Linked DNA regions of Homo sapiens: region 1 is linked to region 2. A link is a contact called in ENCODE POLR2A ChIA-PET data. All regions are on one chromosome and are shown on one strand. The core of a region is the stretch at or near the end of the contact, and the rest is flanking DNA. Distances in the headings are between cores, read along the strand shown. Region 1 has its middle 300 kb from the start of LINC01753. Region 2 has its middle 340 kb from the start of LINC01753.

What was found. ChIA-PET counts read pairs that join two places held with the same protein, here RNA polymerase II (POLR2A).
Region 1: POLR2A ChIA-PET joins it to region 2 with 13 read pairs in SK-N-SH. The contact joins two enhancer-like sites. POLR2A ChIA-PET finds 5 or more read pairs at or near these places in 2 of 52 experiments (MCF 10A and SK-N-SH).

The regions. Positions count from the first base shown.
Region 1 is chr1:55,638,482-55,644,013 of GRCh38, reverse strand. No RefSeq gene overlaps it. Among named protein-coding and RNA genes, the nearest start is that of LINC01753, 300 kb to the left of the region's middle. RefSeq lists enhancers at 2,666-2,735, 2,756-2,925. Within about 2 kb of position 2,658, at least 20 of the 41 ENCODE cell types and tissues checked have a DNase peak (open chromatin) inside an H3K27ac peak, as active enhancers do.
Region 2 is chr1:55,599,785-55,606,233 of GRCh38, reverse strand. No RefSeq gene overlaps it. Among named protein-coding and RNA genes, the nearest start is that of LINC01753, 340 kb to the left of the region's middle. Within about 2 kb of position 1,278, at least 2 of the 41 ENCODE cell types and tissues checked have a DNase peak (open chromatin) inside an H3K27ac peak, as active enhancers do.

The sequences.
Region 1 (5,532 bases), core at 1,409-3,908, 36 kb before region 2:
AAATCTATCAAATTTGAGGTTTTTCCATTTTTAATTTATCAGGTTGAGAAGCAAAATCTTTCAAAGCATAAACTCCATTTTTGGATTATGATAAGCGAGGTTTTTTTTTATGAAAAGTTAGGGAACCCCTGAACAGGTCTTATGACCAGTGAGTTAGGAAAAGGTACTTAATGTTCATAAATGGTAATTATATACTTTAACACAGTTAATCTTCAAAAGACTCTACAGAGATACCTAGGTACTTCGATTGGGTACCATGGTATAATAAAAATCTCTACCCCCAGTTTCTGGCACAGAGCTTTCAAAGCCCTTTAAATTACTTAAGTGATAGAAGTGTCTTTTGATATTCATCACATATCTGACTTAATGCCAAAAAAGTGACTCAAGGTGGGCTTTTAGATAGTTTCCAGGGAGGGGCTGGAAACACGTGTAATTAGAGAGTTGGAACTTCAGCCCCAGCCTCTGACCTCTCGAGAAGGGAGAAGCCTGGAGATTGAGTTCAATCACCAAGGGCTCATTATTTAATCAATCATGCCAACACAATGAAGATTCAGTAAAAGCTCTGCAACAGCTGGGTTTGGGGCAATTCTGGGTTGGGGAGCATACACACATGCTGGGAGCATGGTATGCCCGGAGAGGTTATGGAAGCTCTGTGCCACCCCTTACTTTGCCCTATACCTCTCTTCTAATTGGCTGTTCTTGAATTGTATCCTTTATAATAAAATGGTAATTGTTAAGTATAGCACGTTCCTAAGTTCTATGAGTTGTTCAAGTGAATTATCAGACCTGAGGGTGCGGGGTGTGGGGTGTGGGAATCCCTAAATTTGCAGCCAAGTTGAACCGAGGTGCAGGTAGCCTGGGGGGCCCTGGACTTGTGACTGGCTTCTGAAGTAAGGGCAGGCTTGTGAGACTGAGCTTTTAAGCTTGTGGAGTCTGATGCTAACTTCAGGTAGTTAGCGTCAGAATATGATTGAATTGTAGAACACCCTATTGATGTTGTAGAATTGGTGTCAGAAAAACACAAACACCTCATCTATAATATGGGGAAAGAATGCTCAAAGGAAATTAAAAAGTAACCAATGTTACGTCTCCCTTTTTCTCTCTGTGTATTTCCTAAGGAGACTGCCTGCCTTAGAGTCAACTTCTAACCCATCTTCCCCACACTGTACTTCAATTCTTCCTATTGGAGAAGTAATCAAATCCGACTTTCATGGGTCCACATTTCTGCATGAGGTGGAGTTCACAGCCTTGACCTGTGGTCCTTACCACTGGAACTAGATAATTGAGGGGCAACAATTCTTCTTGCAGCAGAATGCATAAGCATTTCCCCATTCCACAGATTCATACTCTCTCTTCAATATGTCATCCAAAGTCCTGGATTTGGGAAAATTAATAGGAAGCCTACTGGGGCTCAGGTCCAAGTCCTGCCATCTAATGCAATGCTACCATCACTGAAGCCAGAACACTTACCTCCATCTGTCTCTTGTGACTATTTCTCAGTTGATTCAGAACCTGTAGGGAGGGTGGAAATGATTATCTTTCTTAAACCCCTATCAACAGGCATTGCTTTCCATTATGATTCCAGAGCTGCTTTTCTTCTTTTATTCCTCATAGTCTCACAATAATGAGACCAAAAAAAAAAAAAAAAAAAAAAAAAAAAAACTAGAGAGAAGAGAATGAATAAGGATTTTTTTCTATTTGTAGTCTAGAACATTAACAATATTGCATAAGGGAAAGAAGATGGTCCCTCTATTCTATCCAAACCACCTCATGTGGCTTGGAAATTTTGTGATATTTCCTGGAAATACATTTTGTCTTGAAAAGAACTCACCGTGAGTAGTGCCAACCTATGTTTCCATGTGTTTTATACATTTTACATTTACTTCAATTATGGAAACAGCCCTTTGCAAGCCAGGAAGTGTGTATAAAAATGTGTGTGTAGAACAATAATTTTTCTTAAGGTTTATTTCATTTAAACATAAAATAAAACACACCATGGATTGGATGGAATGACTTAATTAAAGACAACCTCTCTCTTCCTGCAGCTCTTTTCATAGCTGTGGGACTAAAATTTCCAAAGTATTATTTTTGACTGTTTTCCTAAATCATCAACATATTGAAAACAGCTGTCAGCTAGGTGCAAGTCGCTAGAGGGAAAATGCCAAAGGTATCTTTCTCCCCAAAATGAATTTAACCATTGACCAACAGGTCATCTTTGTGCCTTTGTGATTTGGGAAAGATGGAGTTTAGTTGAAATCCCATTGTTCATAAATGGACATTATTCCTGCCCCTGTCGGATTTCTGAAATTTGCATTTTCAGCCCAGGTGCATTTAACCAGCTCTGTAAGACTCTCCCACCAAGAACACCAGTAAAATAGGGCTCAGAAGCAGTCATTTACTACGTGTATGCCCTAAATTGTCTTGCCTAATCCTTAGGTCAACCATGCAAAGTAGATATTTTTATCTACATTTTACAAATAAGGAACTAAAACTCAGAGATGAAAAAGCATACAGGGCCTTTCTTTCGGAGGTCATGGAGCCGAGTGAGTGGCTGAAAAGGGACTGTAATCCAGGTCTGGCTGGAGAGCTGGTGCTAGGAACAGCAACACATTGCAGACCAGGAAGTCACAGGGAGCATGCGCAGATGCTGTGGCACCAGCAAGCCGGTAGCTACAATACAGACATTTAATAAATGCTGAGCAAATGCTCAGAGCATAGAGTCTTGTGTTTTGTTTTAAAGTGAAACCATCTGAAGCGGCCCCGTTTCCTCCTGTAAAGCAAGTTTTAGGGGAGAAAAAAGACCTGAGAAGCTGTAAGGCATTGATATGGTTGTTGGTTTTCCATGTTATCATCTCCCAATTAAGAGGAAAGGAAACCTGCTGGCTTGGAGCTGTGGCTCTGCCCCCAGAGAGCTCTCGCTGGAGGGTTTAAGAGAAAGGGAGATGATGAGATCAGAAACCCTATCTGCCTCTCCTCCTGTGGCACAGTGGAGTTGCTGTTGAAAAGCTCCGGAAAGTCCTGTGTGCTAGAAGATTCAGAGGGACATAAACTGCCCCATCCTGCCCCCAACCTCAGCTGCCTTCTCAGACATTCTCCAGAAGTGGAATAATTGGACCAAAGAGAATATGTCTCAGGAAGCTCTGCTTCCAGATCCCTGTCCAGACTTGTTTAAAGACAGCTGCTCTGATCATTAAAATGAAATAGGACATGTAACCAGATTATAGGGAAATTATTGCTATTAACAGTAATAATTACTCTCTGTTCAAGTAGCTTCCTGAAATTAAAAAAAAAAAATCAAAGCAGAAGCTTTCAATTACTTTACTTAACAACCTATACGAACCCTTTGAGTATGTGTATGTTTGTGAAGCATCAGAGACAGAGAAAATTAGGGTTGGGGAGAGAGGAAGAATGAAGGACTATTTTGTACTTTACAGTAAATAGACTGTGAATTGTGTGAATACTTATTTTCATTAAAACAAAAACATTTAGAGAGTACCTGTAGTATGCCAGGCTCTGTCAAAGGTGCTGTGGATATGGATCCAAGTAAGACTGAGTACCCTGTTCTGGAGAAGCTCCAGTCTCCAGCAGGAGACACAAATTCAGAGGCAACCATTCTGCAGTATAGCAGGTGCCATGAGAAAGGGAAGCATGAGTAGCCAGAATCACACAGAGGGGCAAGCTTCGCTCCACTTGGCTGGGGAAAAGGGAGGGTAGACTTCCTGGAGGAAGGAATGCCTAAGCCACATCTTGAAGGATGTGCAGGAGTGAGATGGAAAAGGAAGGTTGAGCAGAGTTTCTGAGCACAAAAGGCCCAGTGGTTTGCTGTGATGACCTCAGTCACTGAAGATGAGGCTGGAGATGAGGCTGAAGGTGAGGGTGGGTAATAGACAACTAAAGGACAAGACATCCAGGGAGAATTTTAAGCAGAAGGAGCATTTTAGAAATACAACTATGGCCGTAGAAAGGGAGAAGTATTAGAAGGCAACTGCAGGGAACCATGCTAGAAAAGAGCTGGCCCTGAATCTATAGACAGGAGAACATGAGTATTAGAAATCTTTGAGAATTAAAGACTTGTAAGGTTAGGTTGGTGGATGGATGTTGGCAGGGGTGACATTCAAAGGTTTAACAGCCAGAACAGCACAGACATTGGCGAATCAGAACAGACACCAGCTAAACACAACTGGCAGAGCCGAAGTATGCCTCCTGGCTGATAGAAGCCCTGGCAAGAGTTTCTAAACACCTTTCCATCCACGTCAGCCTGCAGGTGAGTTGCCTAGCTCGCTCATGGAGGCATGTCATTTTTACCAGCATTTCTTCACTTCCCTGCTATGGTAGCTTGATGGCACTAATAGGTCCCTCCTTCTTGACTCCTCTCAGTTATTTTGGACTTCAGGGTTTTATGAAGGCATAAAAACATGAAGGCAGAGTACATTCCCCCATCCCATGTGACTCACTTTAGCCAATATGACGAAGTGGAAGTAATGGTGTTCCAGTTTGAGCCTGAGCCACAAGAGGCCCTACATGTTCCCTCTGGCTCACTTGTACCTCTGCCATTTTCATAAGACCATGTTCGGGCTAGTTTTTTAAGGAATGAGAGAGACACAGAGCAAGGCACAGGAAACCCAGTGACCCCAGCTGAGGCCATGCTAGACCAGCCAACAGACAACCCCTGATGTGTGACCAGGCCCAGACAAGATCAGCAGAGCTGCCAAACTGATCCCAGATAACTCCTGACAGATAAGAGTTTATTGCTGTATGCATTAAAGTTTTGTGGTTGTTTGTACAATGGCAATAGATAATGGATACTTCCTCCCTTCTAACTCCTTCCTTTCCCCCAGCACACATACACATACCTGTCTTACAAAACAGTCAGTGTGTCATCCAACTCTTATCAGCATTCTTAATACAAAGGTATCAAAAATATTTAACAAGGAAAATACTTAAAAATAAATCTGCAGGTGGCTTATAGACAGAAAGTCTCTCAAAAATCCCCACTGTCATTGAGTAGAGCCAGAACCTCTGGAAAAATGCAGAGTATGGCAGGAAGTGTCTAAGTTGGAGAATTATCTAGAACATCTCTGCCTTCCATTGCTTGAGCACGCTGCATCCAAATTAAGCATTTCTTTATTATAAATCCAATGCATTAGGGCTCTAGGGGATCAACAAATCATGTGCCTTTCTTCTTATATATTCAAAGCCAACTAAGATAGACATAGGACCCAGGCAGATATAGATTAAAAAAAAAAAAAAAAACAGCTTTTATGCTGATAAAAGAACATGGCTGCTTTAGATAGGGCCAAAAGGATTAGTCAACAAGATACTTCAGCCTGGAATTAAACTCACCCACTTGGCATGGGGGATGGTGGGAGTGAGGGGCTCCCAGAAGGGCAGACTCAGACTGCCTAGGGTGGCTGTGAGCAGACCAGGACACACGCTCCTGTTGGCTGACAGACTGCCTCCCACAGCCACCATCAGACAGGCACTCCCCTTCCCTGGCAGAGAGACCAGGAGAGGTGGTCTTGCTGGAGGCCC
Region 2 (6,449 bases), core at 29-2,528:
ACCATCAGGTCACTCAACCCTGACCCCTTGTTTCCCCAGAAATGAAATTATGACTAAAGGGAGCATAGGCTTTGGAATTGTCTCCAAAACTAATGAGCTAGGCAGCCTTGAGAAATTTTTCAACCTTTCTGAGACTCAGTTTTCTTATTTGTAAAATGAAAATTATAAGATTTTGAGTATTTGATGAAATCATCTATTCTAACATTTGTCCTACCCACTAAACTGCAAGCTTCTTGCAGATAAGGCCATATTTGTGTGATTTGCTTCTGTTTCCTCAAAACCTGGCACCACAGTGCACAATCCCAGAAGCTGGAGTTCTGAAACCTGCTGTCAAATGGCTTGTCTTCATGCCCACTGCCTACCTACCATCTGCTGCCAGACTGTCCCCAAACTTTCTGTCTTTCCCTTGAATGCCCTGCAGTGGACTCCCTCATGGTGACTACTTGCCTGCATAACTCAAGGGGCAGAGAAGAAGTCTGCCAATAGCAAATTGGCAGAGTCCATCATGTCCCCTCCTCCCAGGATCTGCCCCAGTGGACCTCCCTGACAAAAAGCCAGGGCCTAAGGGAGTGATGGAACTATGGAGAAGTATGTTTCAGTAGATGGAACAGCATGAACAAAGGCTTCAAGGCTTGAAAAGAAAATGGAAGCAGTTTAGGCTGAGTGAGGACACTAAGGAAGTGTTGTGAAGTGGTGCAGACCAAGTGCAGCTTCAATGCCAAGAAAGTTGGGCTTTATTCTTTGGGAGCCTCCAAGTATTTTGAAGAGGGAGAAGCAGTGATTAGAAGCTCAACCAAGAAGATGAATCTCACACTAATAAAGATGTTTATTAGTGTGGGGAGAGCTGGAAGCAAGGAGACGAGTTAGAAAGCTGACATAGTGCAAACAAGTGGCTTGCTCAAGCTCAAGGAGGACTCATGAGAAAGAGTCACACCAAACATTACTGTATGTTCTCTATAGCTCTTTTCGAGGAAAACCCTTGGATAACTTTAAGTCGGTGACCTAGATTATAATCCTGGCCATAATCTGCTGGGTGACTTTGGCAAGCCACTTCACCTCTCTAGGGCTCCCTTTCCTTATCTACAGAATAAAGGGCTTGGATCAAAATATCCCTTTCAGCGCTGCATATTCATTGTGCTCTCCACAAGTTCATTACATTTCCAAGCACCTGTGAGAGAATGATAAGACACTTTGATTGAAACCAGAAAGCCAAGTCATCCAGGGAGACCCCCACCAGGCTTCTCCAGATGTGGGCCATTATCATTTAGCACAAAGGACTGCCAGGCAGCTAAAACAGAATATTCCGGGAAATTGCTCCATAACTGGGCATTTCTCCTTGTAAGCTTAAATCAAAGCACTCTGAGAATAAACTGTTCCCACAAGGGAGATAATATTATTTCTCCTGGCCTGAAGGCAATAGATGTGTGTGTCTGCTCATACTTCTCCGATTCACCAAATCTCAGAGGCCATAATACATTTCCAGAGGTAGCCAACCAGCTGTCACACAACTGGAAAGGAGCAAAATAAAAAGAATAATGGGAGCCTGATATTTCCATCTTGCTGGTGTCTCTTTGTCTCTTTGGTGAAACCAGCAGCTGGTAAGATAAAAGCAAAAAATAACAAGAAACATCCAAAATACCAAAGGGTGTCAAAAAAAAAAAAAAGGCAGGAGAAGGAACAGAGGAAAGAGAAAAAGCAGAAGCAAGGTCTTGGGACAGAGACAGTGTGGTACAGTGAACTGGGAGGAGAGGAAAGCCACAGCTTGAGTCCAGGGCCACATCTGTCCTGGTGCCAAGCACAAGCTTGACTCCTGGGAGCTTTTCAGCTCTCACATTCTGGGGTTCAACCTCCCCAGTGCAGATCAGGTACTTTCTAGCACTTGGGCTTCCAGGAGAGAAAAAGAACAAGTTTTGGAGTATGTATGTCACACCAGGCATTTACCAGCATATGATGTCAGACAGCTTGTTTGGCCTCTCAGAGTATCTGTTTTCTCATCTGGAGAGCATGGAAAGTCACATCTACTGTATTTCATCAAATCTAACACACCACACACTGTAAGATTCACCATTGTTTTATGTACAGTTAGCAAAAGAGAAACAAAAAATAACCTTGACAATTAAATCACAATATAAGGCTCTCATCACATAGACTGTAAGATTCAGCCTGATCTTAAAGATGTTAACATGTGGAAACAAGAGTCTTAGAATCTATGAAATGCAGCATTTGCAAGGTTGTTGAGAACTCTAAAAATGAGGCCATCTGTGGAAAAATGCCTAGTGCAGTGCCAGACATACTTTAGGGACAAATATATATTTGTGATTTCCATTATAATCACCATCATAAAACAATTATCTGAGGCCTCAGCAATTTCCTGGGAAGTGGGGTTGGACGTGGACACTGTGCTATGTCTCCTTTTGCTCCTTTCCACCTAGCACCTAATCCTTTAGAACACTTAGCAGATACCCACCACGTACCACCAAGGTGCTGAGGGCTTTAAGTGTTGATTTGTCAGCCAACTCATTGAGTTGATCCATATAACTGCGAGAAATGCTAACACTATGGTGACCATAGCTTGAACCATCACCCAAAGTTGTTGTCCCTGCCAACTGTTTGACAGAAGTGATGCCTCTGGGGAGGTAGAAGGTGGGAGAGTGAAGGCCACCATTTTGACTGCCCACCAGAGTCTCTGCTGCTTAAGTGGGTGGCCAGAGGTGACCTGCCCCTTTAAGGATTGTGTTAAAGCTCACATACTTTGTTTTTAATCTCTTTCTCCCCACTCTCTCATATTTTTTAATTTTTTATTATTTTTTCAAAAAAATTCAATATGATCCTTTAACTATGTCTATGTACATTTTATTTAACTTTTTACCCTTACATTTTTAGCTTTTAAATTCTTATTCATACTTTAAAAAAATCTTCTTACATGTTAACTTCCTCACCTCATCTGTTATGATCTATAGTCATTATCCTTTATGTCTTTTATTTTCATATTTGTATTCATTGATTTTGTATGGTGGGAAAACTTCTTTTCTCTATCCTCCTGCTTTACTGGCTGGACCCTGGAATCAAATTAATAAGAAACAGGGGGAAAAAATAAGTTTAATTATATACACATGCAGCAGAGTTCACAAAGAAATGAAAACTTAAGGAAGTGACCAGATGATTAAGACTTGTATACCATCTTAAGGTAAACAAGGAAAAAGCAGGTTTGGGCTTCTGGGAGCAGAAAAGTGGGGTTTGGGCTTCTGGAAACAAGAGGTAAGTTGTGGGAAGATGAGGGGGGATTGTGTGACACACAAGAGCTGTTTAGTGATCCAAGTAAGAGGCTCTGAAGTTATAAGAGCTGTCCCAAGGAGTAGCTTTCTTCCTGGGAGGAGACACATTTACAAATGTAAATTTCCTTTATAAATGTACCTTTCCTTTGCAAAAAGGGGAAATTTATACTCTATATTTAGGCAGTTAAGAGGCGGTAAAGAACTCTTCCTGTTGCTTCTGATTCTCAATTCCCTTAAGGTCAAAACGGTCCATATGTCAAACAGTTCAAGGTGGCATATTCTGGTGCCCTTCAATTTCTAGTCTTGTATCTTATTTTTACTCTCTTCCAGCCTATTTCATTATTGTATTTCAACTCTTAGCCTTTTATCTTTACTCAGTTTTTAACTCTTTTTTTCACTTCTCATGGTTCAGTTAAAAATAAGATCATTAAAATTTAATATTACCTCCTTTCCTACTTTTTTCATCTACATACCCTTTAAGATTTTTTATTATCTTTTTAATGTGTTCTTATCACGGCATACAAGAAGCATAAATCCTAAGTTATATTTTAAAAGGGAGCTCATCAAACACAAAAGACACATACATATATTAGATAATTCCATTTACAGTCGTCCCTCAGTAGCTGCAAGGGATTGGTTCTAGGACCCCCCAAAGACACCAAAATCCACAGATGTCTAAGTCCCTTATATTAAATGGCATAGTGTTTGCATATAACCTACACGCATCCTCCTGTATACTTAAATCATCTCTAGATTACTTATAATACCTAACACAATGTAAATGCTATATAAATAGTTGTCATACTGTATTTTTTAATTTATATTATTTTTATCATTGTGTCTTTTTTTTAATATTTTCAATCTGTGGTTGCCTGAATCTGTGGATGCAGAACGTGCAGATATAAAACGCTAACTACATTTGAAGAACAGAAACAGGCAAAATTATTATGTGCTGTTAGAAATCAAGATAAAGGTTAAACTTGTGGGCTACAGAGACAATAACTTGGAAAGGGGCATGGAGAACTTCTAAGATGCAGGAACGTACTGTTTCTTGATCTGGGTGTTGGCTATATGGGTGTGTATGTTTTGTAAAATTTCATCCAATTGCCACTTAGGTGTATTTTTTTGTAGCCATGTTATACTTTAATAAAAAGTGAATAAATAAACCTAAGAAGAAAAAAAATAAAGAGGGTGGCTATGTAAATTACAGCTAGCCATTGGATGCCTTTGGAGAAGCAGCTGGAGAAGCTGCTGCAGTCAGATACCAGGGACAAGAGAAGGCTTTACTCAACCTGTGCTACTAAGGATGCTTTACTCTCTCATGTCCCTCAAACCTTTGAATACTCCAAAACCTATAGGTTAGGCCTTCCCTGGTCATAGTCTCTCTGTGCAAACAACACACCTGACTTATCAAGGGCCTGCAATCTCACTCACCTATCCATCTTCTAATATTATCAGCTGTGTACAGTACTTTGAACAATGCCTGGCTATAAAGTAAATAACAGATATAAATGTAAAATGTTACATGATTCCAAGAGTTCATGTCTTTTTCTCTCTCCTCTCCAGACTGTTCATTAGCTAGATAATGAAAGAGGCATTATCTGCAATGGGGAGCAGTGGGCAATGAAGGCACAAGGGAGGGCAACCTGATTCTTTAAGGTGATGGGGGAGGCTTGAGGAAAACCATCTGGAGGAAGTTTCATCTCAGCTACCTCCAGATGGTTTTCTTCCTGGAGAAAGTTGTGCTCTCCAGGATTTAGGCAAATGGAGTGGGGAACAATAGGGAGAGTGTTCCAAGGTGAGATGACCACATGGGCAAAGGCCTGCAGATAACAAGCGTGTAACTCTTGAAGAACTGAAAGAGACTCAGTCTGGAAGGTTCCCAACACTTTCACACCATGAGCACCTTAAAATCTACGGAATTTTGTCAAACTGCCAGATTGGGGAGGTAGTCAGGAGGTCTCATCTGAGAAGAAAGTCCCTTTTTGAGCAGTAAGGTAGCTGTGAACCTCCGCATGAGAGAAGCAGAAAGACAGGTCTGAGTGAGGCCTTTTGGAACCCTTGTCTGCTGTTAGCCTTGTATTTCCAGGTTGCTCCATCAACCTTGCTGGTAGATTTCCAAAAGGTGTCTCTTGATGTGTGGCTTCTCCCATATCCTCTTGCATAATGGTTGAAGAGAAACTGACTACAGTTTTAAAAACAGAATAAACTGCCCCGCTGAGGATCAACAACTTCACTGAGCCTACCATACCCAGTGAAGTATTGCAACCCAAGGTATCCCTGAGCTTTGGGTCCACTAGGAAAGATTGTGGGGCCTAGGCAGGAGACCAAAACTACCTTTCTTCACTCCTTTTCTATGTTCCACAAGGAGAACAGCAAACTGCTCTGTATACTATAAATTCTAAAGCAACAATTAAAATAACAAAACAGAACTGTAGCTAAGAAGCCAAAAAGGAGATAAAAATGGAATCATAAAAAAAACTCAATCCAAAAGAAGGCAGAAAAAAGGGAAAAGAAAATTAAGAACAGATGGAACAAATAGAAAACACATGGCAAGATGATAGGCTTAAACCTAAGCATATTATAATCACTTTAAATGTAAATGGTCTCATAAACATAGATGCAAAATTTTAGCAAAATCAATTGAACAATATAAAAAAAGGTCATTGCATCATGACCAAGTAGGGTTAATCTCCAGGATGCAAGGTTGTTTCAGCATTCAAAAAATCAGTCTGTAATTCACTATGCGAACAAACTAAAATGTATTTACTGTCTCAAAAGATATTGTATTAGTCCCTTCTCATGCCTCTAATAAAGACATACCCAAGACTGGGTAATTTATATAGGAAAGAGGTTTAATTGACTCACAGTTCTATAGGGCTGGAGAGGCCTCAGGAAACTTACAATCATGGTGGAAGGGGAAGCAAATATATCCTTCTTCTCGTGGTGGCAGGAAGGGGAAGGAGTGCCAAGTGAAGTGGGAAGCCCCTGATAAAACCATCAGATCTCGTGAGTACTCACTCACTATCATGAGAACAGCATGCGGGAAACCAACCTCATGATTCAATTATCTCCACCTGGTCCTGCCCTTGACATGTGGGGATTATTACAATTCAAGGTGAGATTTGGGTGGGGACACAGAGCCAAACCATATCAGATGTAAAACAAAATTGA